Linked DNA regions of Homo sapiens: region 1 is linked to region 2. The links are chromatin contacts, found by Hi-C or POLR2A ChIA-PET in ENCODE. All regions are on one chromosome and are shown on one strand. The core of a region is the stretch at or near the end of the contact, and the rest is flanking DNA. Distances in the headings are between cores, read along the strand shown. Region 1 overlaps PAPSS1 (3'-phosphoadenosine 5'-phosphosulfate synthase 1). Region 2 overlaps PAPSS1 (3'-phosphoadenosine 5'-phosphosulfate synthase 1).

Region 1 (2,700 bases), core at 98-2,597, 59 kb after region 2:
CAACCCAGTTTGCAATCTTTCCCTATTCCCTAGTTCAACCTCACTTCTCTTGTCTGAACGGCCTCAACATATTACAGGTCTTCTGGCTTCTAACTCGGATCTGCTCAAAGCCATAATCTACACTGTGGCAAAGGATGCAAATCTGACCATCCTACTGAACTCTTCAGAGACTCTCTGCCACTACTGGGGTAAAATCCGAGTTTCTTAATGTGAGGCATCAGCCCTATACCTGGCCCCACCATTCTCAGTCTTGCACTTGATGCTCTATTGATAATACCTGCCTGGTCAGGCTGTTTCTACCTTAGGCCTCCCCACGCCACAACCCAACCCCTACCAGCAACACTCAACCCCTCTCTTCTGGACAAACCAATGTGCTTCCTCACAGCACATCTCCATGGTGACCTCCTCCAGGAAGCCTTCCCTGCATGCTCAGGCTGATGAGGCCCCTTGCTTTCTCAGGGTTCTCAGAATACTCACTACATATGATCATAGATCTTTTTCCAGTATATTAAAATCATCTCATCAGCTTTACAAGTTTAGTGTCTGGAATAGCAATTAAGCTATGATCTTACTATTCTAACTATCCTTTTAAAGGAAAGTGTCAATGAGTTTCTATCCCTGTCTCTCATCTTATTACTCTTCTGTATCTAATCGTCCTCATCTAGGTTTCAACTAATAAAGTTAATGATTCCTAAATCTAGATCTCAATCCCATACAACTTTCCTAAACTCTAAAACCAATTTCCTAGATGGCCCAGTGGTAATCTCCACTTAGACTAACTCCACTAGCACTTCAAACATAACCCACCAAAAATGAAATACGCATGTCCTCCCCTCCTATCCTGTACTTCATAACTCAGTCATACCAACCTTTATTCAGAAAGCACCATGCTTCATTCTGCTCTCCCATAAAATCAGCAATCAAGCAGGCACCAGGTCTTACTGATGCTACTCAAGCCTCAAGAGCCCTTAAATATGCCCCCATCTTTACTAGTCCCATTGCTGCTGCTTGAGTTCACATCCTCTTCCCTGAAGGAGCTGGTGCTACGGCAAGCCTCCTGGCTAGTCTCCTACCTCCAGACCAGTCTCAATCCAGGCTTCAAGGATGACCTCACTCAAATGCAAACCCAATGATACCAATCTCTGTTATAATCTCAAACTATTAACTCCTTTTGGGGCAAAATCCTTTCTGAGCAGTGCAGAAGTCACCACCTAGCCTCTGCAAATTGATCAGCTCCATCTCCCCTCACAATCATCCTTCATATCAGTCACACCAACCTACCTACAGTTCCCCAAAAAAACAAACTGTCTCACATTCCATTGAGCATACTATACTGTCTCCTCTGTCTGAAACAGTTTTCTCCCTCTGGTCTAACTAGTATACTCTGATTCATCCTTCATGACTCATTTCAAGCAGCAGCTCCTCTGTGATTCTCTCATAACACCTTTCACATATATGTACTTCATCACTTGCCTCAAGATATTGTAACTCTTCACATCTCCGCATTCCCACCAGACTACCAACTCCTTCAGAATAGGAAGTATCAGGTTAATTTTCAGAACCAATATGCTCAGTTCAGTGGTTGACATGGAAATTCCCAATAAACTTCTCTTGAATGAACAAATATAATCATGACTATACAGAAAAATACACATGTCCTGTATTGCATGTTTCAATCCAAATATTTTCATGGATTTTCAGATGCCCTAAACATAGTCCAAACCTCATTATCAGTGCTTTTATAGATGAGGTCAACAAAGATTTTGCTCCACACTATACAAACAAGGGGGCCACAAAGCAGATCAGCACACACTCTTAGATACCCAGGTGTCGGCTGATAGCTCTCCATAACAGGTATTATAGACCTCCCCCTTTTCCGAGAGCTGCAAGATTCCCACCAGAAGGTATAAGAATGCCAATATCATATTTTTATGAAAATTGTGTATATCCAAGGATTCAGGAACTCTAACTCTTATTATGCTCCTATTATTTATACACTTTAAACTGATATATTGGCAATGACCCAAGGGTTTCAAGAAATGGTTTTTACAGAATGTTTTAGGACTCCTGCCATGGTTCAATTAAGTGAACCTGTGTAAATAATACTCAATCTAACACTTATCCATAATTCTTACAGGTCAAATCTTGTTTAAAAAAAAAAAAAGTCCAAGTAACCATCAAAATTTATGATACAGTACTAGAATTGTGCTAATATAATTTATTCCATTTATTGAATAGTTATTACATGCCAGGCACTGTGCTGAGGCTTTAAACACATGACTTACGTAATCTTCAGAGCAACCCTATGTTGTAGGCATTACTTGAACTGCAGGAGGTTAAGTGTGCTGGACAAGGCCACAGCAGCAATAACTGGCAGAGCTGAGATTTCAGCCCCTTTGTTTCCAACTCCAAAGACCCTGCCTCTCACCTCTATACTAACTCGCTTATTCACTGATATCAGGGCTTCCCAAGGGAGTATGCTATTGTTCAACAAACACTAATCATATAATATGGTCCAAGAGCCGGGCTTGGCATCAAGATTACAAAGGCAAATAAGACACGGTCCCAGCTGTCAAGGAGCCAGTGGGGTTTGGAGGCAGCATAGCATCTAAGCCCAGGAGACGCACTGTCTGGATGCAAACCTGTGCTCTTCTACAAGTATAGTGTGTGACCTTGGGCAATGCACACCTTTGTTTCCTT
Region 2 (2,801 bases), core at 51-2,550:
GCACTTCCCCACTTTGTTCTCTTTCCTGTGGCCATGTAAATCGTGCTTTGCTTCTCCTTCACTCCCCAGCCATGCAGAACCGTGAGTCAATTAAACCTCTTTTGTTTACAAATTATCCAGTCTCATGTCGTTTTTTATAGCACTGTGAAAACGGATAAATACAATGTTCAATACTACCAATAATTTGTACTAAAAGCTTGGGTTTTTTTGCTCTTCCTAAGATCTTTGAAGACAGAAGTTGTGCTGTTAATGATTAAGACCACAGACTCTAAAACCAGACTGCCTGGGTTCATCTGCTGAGCTGCCATTTACTAGTCCTGTGACCTTATACAAGCTACTTAGCCTTTGTATGCCTCTAGATACTCACCTACAAAATGGAGGTAACAGCACCTACTTTAGAGATTGTTGTGGAAAATACAAGTTGAGCACCCCAATCCACAATCCAAAATACTCCAAAATCTGAAAATTTTTGAGCACCAACATGACAAAAGTGGAAAATTCCATCTCTGACACCTTTGCTTTCTGATGGCTCAATGTACACAAATTGTTTCATGCACAAAATTATGTAAAATATTGTATACAGTTACCTCCAGGCTATACATATAAGGTATATTTGAAACATAAATGAATTTCATGTTTAGAATTGAGTCCCATCCCCAAGGTACCTCATTCAAATATTCAAATATTCCAAAATCTGAAGGAATCCAAAATCAAAAACACTTCTGGCCCCAAGCATTTCATACAAGGGATACACAACCTATAAATAATTTAATACTTGTAAATAATTAGGACATTGCCTGTCACATAGTGATTGCACAAATATTAGCTAAATTCTCTCTCCATACATAGACTCCCTGGGCTTACCAGAGTAAACATCACTAAGTCCTCAAACTAGTTATGCTCAGTAAGCTATAGCAGACACAGTAGGCAGAGAAATAACAATATTGTCCTTACAGACTTCAAAACAAAATTCCTGAAACCATGAAACTAGATTCAAGTTTTATTTCTACTTCTAATTTCCAGAATGTTGGGAAATTACTTTTCTGGGTTTACCTTTCTCTGACATGAGTACCACAAAACCTGTCATCAGTAAAGATTAGACAATAAGCTAAATCCCTGGGAGCAGCTAGACCACGAAGTACTTCAAAGATTTGTACAGAGAATGTAAGACTTACTGTTCAGAGTCATAGTAGTCCATACGCTTCTTTTTCTTGTTGTAAGCTGCAACTCGAAAGGGAACTATTTCCAAAGTGATTAAACCAGGGGCCATCGTCAGCACTTTGGCACCATGACTTGGCTCATAAAGATCCTTCCCTGTTTCTGGATGAGGCATGCCAGCAGGGTCTCGTCCAACAATGTAAAAGTTGGCTCCTGCAACCATCCGTGCTCTGCAATGCCACTGGACCTAGAATAAAAGTTTCATTTTAGGTAACTTTGCTTTTATGACTATGTACTTAGAAATAGTAAGTGGATAATAAATGCATATGCTTTTTATAAAATCATTATCGGTAGGAAATCTCAACAAATTTAGATGTATCATCCTGGGAAGCCAGAAACAAAACTAACAAAAAACAAAAACCTCCCCCAAACCAAAAGATTAAAAGCATATATCCACAAATATTTATGGATATATATGTATATATATTTATGTATTACTTATAAGATATATGTAAACATACATGTGTCTAGATGTTTGATTTTACACAACTACCAGATGCCATTTACACAGCTCAAAATCTAATATATGAGGTTAGAAGTCAGGATAATGGCTGATCCCTGGAGGGAGGCAACTGCAAGGAGCTTCTGGAATCATGGTAATGCTCTGTTTCTTGATCCAGTATCTGGGTGCTGGTAATTAGGGTGTGCTCACTGTAAAAGTTCATTGAGATATATACACACTTATAATTTATGAACTTTTCTGTATATTATACTTTAACAGGTTAAAAAAAAAACCCTGTTGGATAAAAATGACATGTAGGTACTTACATAAACTAGTACTGAGAAAATCGTATAACTAATATATAACTAATCTTATAACATATGCCTAATACTAGTTAAAAAAAAAAAGATTGGTTGTGAGTAAACGGCCATGCTGCATCCAAAACTAGCCTTGAAGCCTCTAGTTTCAGGCCTAGTAAGACCTATTATTAAAAAACAAAAATTAGTCTAATACCTAGAATAATGAAACTTTAGAATTTAAAGTGACAGTAAAAGATCATCTCTAGTTCAACATTCTCCATAAAATTTGAAGAAAGTGAAGCCCCCGAAAGGTTAAATGACTGGCCAATAAAGTTTAGGATAAACTCAGGCCTAGAAATTTGGTTTTAGCTTCCTTTCAGTGTAAGTCTCCATTATTTAATAATTTATAAAACCATCACTGTTCCATATTAAAATAAGGTATAAATGATAACCACTACACATAAATAACCAAATCATCTTTTATTGTTTTGTTTTCATTTTCTCTCTCCTGGTAATCTCCTGCATACCAGGTACTTATCTATTTACCAACATAGTTTAGAAAGTGCAATAGTAAGAGTGCAATTCCATACCTCACACTTGAATTGTTCACCCTGAGGGGTTTCAACTTTTTAAGTTGTTTCTACTGATGTTTGCCTGCATGTTTTCAAACAGCATGCTTACACTTTGTTATGACTGTTTAATTTTACATAGTATATAACATAGACCTTATTTCCACATCACTTAGACTTCCTACCATATTCGAGTATTTAATGAGGTTCTTATTCCCCAACAGGTACAGTGATATCAACATTTTTGATGAAATCAATATTCATCTGTAAAGT

The links. Hi-C counts contacts between places; a loop is a spot of excess contacts on that map. ChIA-PET counts read pairs that join two places held with the same protein, here RNA polymerase II (POLR2A).
Region 1: a map of PC-3 shows a loop between it and region 2 (12-fold over the local background). The contact joins two enhancer-like sites. A Hi-C loop is called at or near these places in 3 of 168 maps with a recorded cell type or tissue (CD4-positive, alpha-beta memory T cell, PC-3 and body of pancreas). POLR2A ChIA-PET finds 5 or more read pairs at or near these places in 1 of 52 experiments (activated CD4-positive, alpha-beta T cell).

Annotation. Positions count from the first base shown.
Region 1 is chr4:107,689,029-107,691,728 of GRCh38, forward strand. The region is part of intron 3 of PAPSS1 (3'-phosphoadenosine 5'-phosphosulfate synthase 1); the gene reads right to left. Among named protein-coding and RNA genes, the nearest start is that of PAPSS1, 30 kb to the right of the region's middle. Within about 2 kb of position 1,348, at least 4 of the 41 ENCODE cell types and tissues checked have a DNase peak (open chromatin) inside an H3K27ac peak, as active enhancers do.
Region 2 is chr4:107,630,456-107,633,256 of GRCh38, forward strand. PAPSS1 (3'-phosphoadenosine 5'-phosphosulfate synthase 1) reads right to left here. Exons shown (of 12, transcript NM_005443.5): 11 at 1,176-1,405. Among named protein-coding and RNA genes, the nearest start is that of PAPSS1, 88 kb to the right of the region's middle. Within about 2 kb of position 1,301, at least 2 of the 41 ENCODE cell types and tissues checked have a DNase peak (open chromatin) inside an H3K27ac peak, as active enhancers do.